Regions from separate parts of the Mus musculus genome. Here regions 1 and 3 are each linked to region 2. Evidence: chromatin loops called from intact Hi-C (ENCODE). Cell type or tissue: heart. All regions are shown on one strand.

Region 1 (2,500 bases), 52 kb before region 2:
GCTAAGACAGCCAGTGTAACTGGAGATGGGCTTGATGGGGGGATGAAGGAATGAGCGAATGAGTGAGTTAATGAGTAAAGGTTCAGGGTCAAGTAGGGGCTCTCTTTTCCATGGGGGAGATCTGAGAAAGTTTATATAGCAAAAGAGAAGTTCAGGAGAAGATAACGCCCTCGGGGAAGGATAGAAATACCTCAAAGGGCCCTCTCCGTTCTACTCTCCTGTTGACACCAGTATCTGGCCCTCCCATCAGCCACTTAGCCTGGAGCCCAATTAGGGCAAAGACTCAAATTCTTCCCGCCATGGCCCCATGAAGTCTGGCTTCAGGGCTGCAGCCCATTTGGAAACCGGTCTTCAGTTCATTTGTGTGTTTTTTCAATTTGATTATTAAGTGCCGTTTAACACGGGCAAGGGGAAGGCCTGTTTTCATTCCTCAATTCGCCTTCCTCTCTGGCCTGCATGCCTCCCTAGTGAGTAATGGGGAGGGCTGCTTTTCTGGAACACGAGGGGAAACTTCCAGCAAATTGCAAAAGCATGTCTCTTCCTTGAAAAATCCTTTCACACTTGTTTAGTGCTGGGTTTGTAAAGTTCAGGAAAAGCCTCCGTAAACAGGCTCTGAATGGCCCTGCGTTTCTCTGCTCTCCTGGAGAACTTTCCTTTTTTCTCCTAAGGTGGTCTCTGGCCTGAAGGGATGGTAATGGAAGCAGAAAGAGCAGAGGGTAGTGGTATATCCCTCAGAAGGATAAACACACTTTAGAGCTGTCAGGACAGCAGGCTGGAGGAGCCCAGGAGGGGCCCCATGCCACCATCCCTCAGTCCCCACATGGCTGGGATAGCAAGGAAGACAGAAAGCTAACTAATAAGGTCCAGGAAGAGTATGACATTCTTCATATAGGAGCTTGCAATGCAAGGGGAGGAAATGGGAGACTGGGACAATAATGAATGTCAGAATTGCCTACAAAGGGTTCTGCCTAAAAGTCAGAGGCGGCTTTTAGTCCTCTGGCTTTCTCTGCACCATCTGTATTCCTCTAGCCAGAGAAATGCAGAGTTCTGAAAGAGGATGAGTGAGGAGCTCCACTCCTGCAGAGATACACTCATTCTTCCTTGGGCTGTTGACAGACAAGGTGGCTTTCTAAAAGGTAGGCAGGCAAGGATAGAGGGTGGGGCTCCTGGTAGCCAGTGGAGACCATTGGGGTCACTTCCAGAGCAAACCAGGGGAGGCGCTGTAAGAGCTCTGTGGGCAGTGCTCTAGTAACAGGCCTTCCTGTCAGTTACTGATCTAATCTCTGTTACTGTGACCAATTGGTCCCAGTCCATGAAAGGCTGCCTCTGCAGTGCATCTGTTACTGGTCCTCTTGGTCCACCACTGACATAGCAGGAAAAGTGGCCCCACCCACCTAATTCCCATTTCTCTGTCTTCTTTTTGAGTGTCCTACGCATTTTCTTTCTCATCCATACCAAACAAACAAACAAAAAAAAACAAACAAACAAACAAAAATGCTCAAGAAGAAATTGGGCATGGTTGTGCATGCCAGTAATCCCAGCACTTGGGATGTGGAGCTAGAGGGATCAGGAATTCAAAACCAACCTCTATGTAGCAAGTTCAAGGTCAGTCAGGACTACATGAAACCCACAGTCAAAACAACATCAAGAACAGGAACAGGAACTAAGAAAAGGCAGGTTGTGCTGTTGGGACAAAGACCTGAAATGGGCCAGGAGACTGAAGATGGGGGAGGGGGGCAGGGATATCAGGAAAGGGACAACAGAGTGTCTCCTCCAGCCCTGGGAATTCTCTGAAGTCCTGTGTGCCTTCTTCATACAACATAGCACTCAGGGAGGATAGCCATCAGATCTTGGTCCAGCCATGCCCCCATGGTGCTCAATAATCTAACAAAGGCTATGTGTATGACAGGAGAGCAAGGACCTTTAATCTGCTGGAGCCCAGGGCATCTGCCAGCCATCGGAGAACCAACTGTCTCCTTTTCCCCCATCAGAAACTGGGCTGCCGCCAAAGCGCCCTTTCCTCTTGCTTATGAAGCCCAGGATCCCCCTGCTCTGCAGGCTGCTGCCTCCTCTTCCCCTCCTAGCTAGCCCAGCCTCTTCTCTCTGTTCCGCCTTCTCCTCACCCCATCTCTTTTTCTCTTCCTCTTTCCATGCCTCTGATCTCCCAATGCCCCCATCCTTCCTGTTCCCTTGGCAGAGGGCAATGGTGTCATCAGGGGTTGGCCCTGGGTCTCCTCTAGCTCAGAACTGACTGGCTTCATGCGAAGTCTCTGTATACAGCTTCAGTGAAGACAGCTTCTCTCAATAGCTCTCTCATCCGTCCAGTTTGCGAATGGAGAAACTGATGCTGAGAGAGATGACACTACCTCCTCTCAAGGTCTTCTGCTGATGTAATTTTGCTCAAGGAATCATTCACTGAACACATCTGATCCCCTCTTCTTGGAAAGTTCCAGTCTGCATGATTGCACCAGGGCTATTAACTGAAGTGCTACCTTCTGTA
Region 2 (2,500 bases):
ACTGTTAGTTTGAGTATGTTTCTTGCATCTTGGTTCAATCCTGTTTTCTTATTTCTTCTCTCTCATTTGCCAGGTAATAAATGTGATCCTTTTGAGCCATATTTGGTACTCACTAGCACCCCAAAATTATCCTAACTAATGCAGAGAGTAAAGCAGACTCTCCTCCATTGAAGTTTCAAAGCCACCTAATAGTTTGATACATCAAAGGTGGTGACCACACTGGACTAGATATGACATGAGCTAAGGTGCCCAATAGAAGACACCATTCCTCAATGGTAGTTAGCAAATGTGTTGATCAAAAACTAAAACAGAAGGGTTGGGGATACAATTCAATAGTAGAACACTTGTCTAGCATGCACAGGGCCCTAGGTATGACCCCAGAGCTAAAAATGATAACAGCAAACCAAAACAAATACCCGAACCTGCCAAACCAACCAAAAAGCAAAGTGCAAACCATATAGTAATTAGTTTGGCAGCTAGGGCGATTGTGTGAGGGTTAATGCAGGCACCTTCAAGCTCCCTAACATATTCAAGGATCCAATTCCACTGACAAGATGGGATAAGAATTAACAGAATATGCTTCATCGCCATGAAATTCAATTGTTTTCAAGAAGCAGTTGGTGAGATGAAAGCTGAATTCCACACCAGTGAGGAAATCATCTCAAAAAGGTTGCACATCAGGCACAAGCTCACAGAACAAATTCCACAATTTGAATCAACACCAAATCCTGATAAAAGGATATTTCAATGTCATGATGTTTTCTTAATGAATGTTCTTGCCTTCGTCAAAACAAATGCATCCTTGCTTTTTGCCAAGAATTTTTCTAGCAGTGCATGAGAAATTAAGGCATATTTTCAGTAACACCCACTTACCCAAGATAACCAAAGATAACCTATTAGGAATGTTAGTACCAGGAAGTTTCCTTCTAAATATAAATTCTCTGTGTCTACAATCCATCCCTTCGCTTTCATGACAAATTTATGTTTTTATTTTTGAAGCTTAATCCACATACCCTCCTTAAACACAAATAATAATAAATGACACTTAAATTAATTCAATATCAGAGTGATTGAACTAATTTTTATTGTTAGATTATTCAGTCTTTCCAGTTTGAACCAGTTGGCCTTGTCTTTGGAGTGCAAGCAAATCAGTAAGCCTGGCAGAGAAGAGGCACACATTTTTCCAAGGATGGGTCAGAAAATGTGTGATTTTTTTTCCCCCTGCAGGCTATTGGCTTACTCACTGCAAAGAGAAAATCTCCAGAGACTCTGAAGTACAACTGAATAACATCCTAAGCTTGGATGTTTATCAAAACTCTGGCAAAAGCAGGCCAGAAATGGACTCTCTTCTAGCGAGGCTGCCAACATTTTCTGTCTTCATAGGATTGGACTATCTCGAGAAGAGTGTCCTGGTGACTGGGACCAGCTGGATCTAACTGACAAAACGCTTGGAAGAGGAGAAAACCAAGCAACCAAGAGGGTAGAGTGTATGCTGTTTGGAGCTGCAGAGAGATGATCATTTCGGCTGCTAAAAACCAAGCACACTTGTTCTTCTTTCTACAAATCCAAAGAGCTTTAGCCTGCCTTCTTACGGTTGTGCTCCGGAAAAGTGACCTGCAAGGATGCCCTCATGCTATTACTAGTGTTGTCTGCAAAGTTACCTATGCAATAGCTTACGACCACGGCATGCTATGTATCTATCTCAGCCATTGCTAAATGACTGTGTGTCAACAAGCTGGGAGGAAACCACAAAGCAACCTCTGATAAATAATAGTCTGATTATGAGTCATCTTCCCCTGAGCCACCGAGGGCTATCCTCAGTTACTTCAAAGAAATGGACAAAAATCTACTGGGAGAAAAGGAGTCAAAAGAGCCACTAGAGAGCGTTAACCTAACTCTGTGGTAAACATATTGATCAAAACCCATCTCTTCCAGCTTCCTTGTGTGTGTGCTTGTGTGGCACAGGTCAAAAAGTGAAATAATATTTTCTAGGCTCCCTTGCAACTAAAGTCATGGCTATCATTTGGATTTTACTCAGTAGATCACTGGTGAAAGATTTTAGGTGGATGAATGCTGCTTGTCTTTTCTGCTAGTTTTGGAAGCAAATCCGACTGTCCTGGAATTATCATGAGCCGAGATTTCAAAGATTTCATTCTTTGATTTTTTGGGAGGCACAGGGCAGGAATCGAGCCTTCTATCTTACAAGTGTGGGTTGTTGTGGCACAAGAGCTGGCAAGTAAGTGGTGGGCTTCCTGAGCGTGACACATTCTTGACCCCATAAGTGTCTGTTATGTCCTATTTCTCTCCTCCTCTCCTCCTCCTCTTCAATTGTGTTCATTTATTTGTGTGTGTGTGTGTGTGACTGCTTTACCTACTTGTATGTCTATGCACCATGTGGATTCCTGCTACCTTTAGAAGCCAGAAAAGGGTCCCCTGGGACTAGAACTACAAATAGTTGTGAGCCACCATGTGCTTGCTGGGAATCAAACCCAGGTCCTTT
Region 3 (2,500 bases), 160 kb after region 2:
AAAGGCATTTTACCTCCGCAACACTCTCTTGTTCTGGATGAGACATGTTTTGACATAGCGTATTAAATGGGCATACGTCCTTTTAAAAATGGGAAGTAAATAAATAAAGCGATAGGCAAACACATATCGCATACCCTTAACAAACCTTCAGTAAGCAAAGCTTTATTTCAACCAGGAGACATTAGCTATTAGAGGGTTCACTGTCCTTTAAATGTCAAAACCCAGTCTTCATTTGTGGGTGCATGATGCTAGCAAGACACTAGTCCTACACAGCACCACGCCAATCTGAAAAGTGGCAGAGTGAAGAAGGGTTCTGACAGCTCTTGGGCAAGTAAATGAATTCAAAAAGGGTGCGTGGAGAACAGCAGCCACTAACGTATCTGATGAAACAGTACCTAGAACGGGATGCTTGCTACAAAAGAATAGAAAGAGGAAGGAAACAAAACTGGCGTTTTAAGTCATCTGGGGGGGAGGGGAGACAGAAACTGGTATGTATGTAGGATTCCTTTAAAGGCTAGGAACAGACTAAGGGGAAGCTATTTAAATCGTGTTCTCGTACCACAATGCAAACGTTTGAGATCGCTAAGCTCAGCTTTCCCGGAGCCTTGCCGGCTCACAAAGCCATCGAAGACACTATAAAGGAAAACAAAACAAAACAAAAAACAAAACAAAAACAAAACAAACAAACAAACAAAAAAACCCCAAACCAACCATTGCTAGAATAGTTAAGGGAATCCAAACTTGTTGTAGAGCAAGTGAAGTGGAGGCCAGACTAGGTGACTCAGATGCATGACTCAAAGCCGACACGGGGCTGGCTGACAGCTCCCGGAGGCGGGGGGCACCACGTCTGTCACATTTCAGGAAAGTACCAGGCTCGGGAGGGCGACAGGAAGCCTCCCCGGCGCGTGCGTGAGTGTGCCGGGGCGGCCTCAGCCCGCCGCTCCCCGCCACGCGCCCACCGCCCCGCCCCGCCCCGCCTCGCGGGCGCCTGTCGGACCCTGCCTTCCGCGTCCCGGGAGCCGCACGGGACGAACACCTGTCGGGGCCCCGGCTCTGCGCGATGTAGGGCGCACGCCCAGCCGCCCGCGGGGTGGGTAGGAGAGCGCGTTCTCGCGAGGCTTAGGAAATTTCCCACGGCCCGTGTTGTGTCTGAGCCGAGCGGTGGAAGGCGCTCGGGAGGAGGTGTAGCGTGAGACTCCGGCTGCCCGCATTGCGCACATGCGCAGTGGCGCGAGCGCGCCGCGCCAATCCTGCGGCGCTCCGGAGCGGGTCTCGGGCGGGCTGATCCAGTTCTCCGGGTTTTTTGTGGCTCCCTGCGGGAGGCAGGCAATGCAGGAGCTGGGAAATCTCTTGGAAAGCAAAGGGCCGGGAAGGGGGGGGGGGGGGAGCAGGGAGGATCAGCAGGTAGGGGACCGGAGGGACAGGTCTCGGGCCACCACCTGCCGAGAGGTGTCCCAGGCAAGACAAGCATCGGGCGACAGCATCGGGCCACCGCCGGAGGAGCTGTTTCTAGGCAGTTACCTACACGTCTGCACCCACACCTACATCCTGCAAGCTGGCTGCTGCCATGAGTTCCCCAGGCAGTCGGAGCTGGGCGGGTAGCTCGCTCCCAAGTGCCCGGGCTTGTAGTGGTGGCTCTGGGGACAACCATTCGGGGCTCTGACGTGTGGGTGCAAAGTGAACATCGGGGGGTTAGGGGGGACACCTTTGCGCGAGGCTGACCTCGGGATGACCCCAGCTCGCATCGGGGAGAAGCGGCGAAAGGCACAGAGCTTATCCCCTAATGCTTTTCCCCTGCAGAGCTCTTGGGAAGGGTCAGCTCACGCGGCGATCACGCCTGTCTCGCCGCGTGTGCGGGTCGTGCGGGAGCAAATGAATGGAGACAGTCGCTGGCAGGTCACCGGGGACCGGGGCTCTGTCCCGATCTCCGCCGCTCCGGCACCTGATACTGAGATTAGCATAAGGGAGGTGTCCAGTGAACGTCGGAATGAATGAAAAAGGCTGGGAACCCGCGGCGAGCGGGAAGCCACTTGGAAAACACCCACTCGAGGAGGCGTCTCCTCTAGGCCTGTGAGACGCTCGCATTTTCCCAGGACCCCTCCTCCCGGCCCCGGGGCCCCGCCTCCTGACCCCTCCAGTCCCGGTCCCCGTAGTAATGCCCTCCGGTTTTCCTCAGTCTCCACGTACGTCCCCGAGGGCGCGTCCCAAAACCCGGATAACCGGAGCGCTCCCCATGGACTACTCGGAGGGCTTGTCCGCGGAGGAGCGGCCTGCGCATGCTCCATCGGCGGGGTAGGTTTCTAGGGAAAGGCAGTGAGCAGATCCCTTAGTCCGCGGGCGGCGCGAGGCGGCTGGCTCCCGGCGGCGGCGGCGGCGAAGCGGGGAAAGACGGCGCGGGGGCCGGGTGGCAGCGATCGGCGAGGCCGAGGGAAGGGGCGGGGGAGAGGAGCAGGGAAAGGCGGCGGGGGGAATCTCGCGAGGGTTGGAGTTTTGGCGAGAG

The links. A loop is a pair of places that touch in the nucleus more often than their neighbours do. Peaks named below come from ENCODE experiments on the same cell type or tissue, not always from the same donor. Only the 100,000 strongest peaks of a DNase experiment are listed, where the experiment ranks them.
Region 1: a loop joins it to region 2, with 1.8 times the contacts of the local background. A loop is called at or near these places in 2 of 42 quality-filtered maps.
Region 3: a loop joins it to region 2, with 2.2 times the contacts of the local background. A loop is called at or near these places in 3 of 42 quality-filtered maps.

The regions. Positions count from the first base shown.
Region 1 is chr5:53,376,662-53,379,161 of GRCm38, forward strand. No RefSeq gene overlaps it. Among named protein-coding and RNA genes, the nearest start is that of Gm40303, 110 kb to the left of the region's middle. In heart, a CTCF peak has its summit at 1,206; DNase peaks (open chromatin) are centred at 450 and 2,130; H3K27ac peaks cover 300 bases; H3K27me3 peaks cover 700 bases.
Region 2 is chr5:53,428,550-53,431,049 of GRCm38, forward strand. No RefSeq gene overlaps it. Among named protein-coding and RNA genes, the nearest start is that of Gm40304, 120 kb to the right of the region's middle. In heart, a CTCF peak has its summit at 1,258 (motif pointing left); a DNase peak (open chromatin) is centred at 1,332.
Region 3 is chr5:53,588,195-53,590,694 of GRCm38, forward strand. Rbpj (recombination signal binding protein for immunoglobulin kappa J region) reads left to right here and starts at 2,292. Exons shown (of 11, transcript NM_001080927.2): 1 at 2,292-2,500. In heart, a CTCF peak has its summit at 1,141; DNase peaks (open chromatin) are centred at 1,287 and 2,197; H3K4me3 peaks cover 2,386 bases; H3K27ac peaks cover 2,259 bases.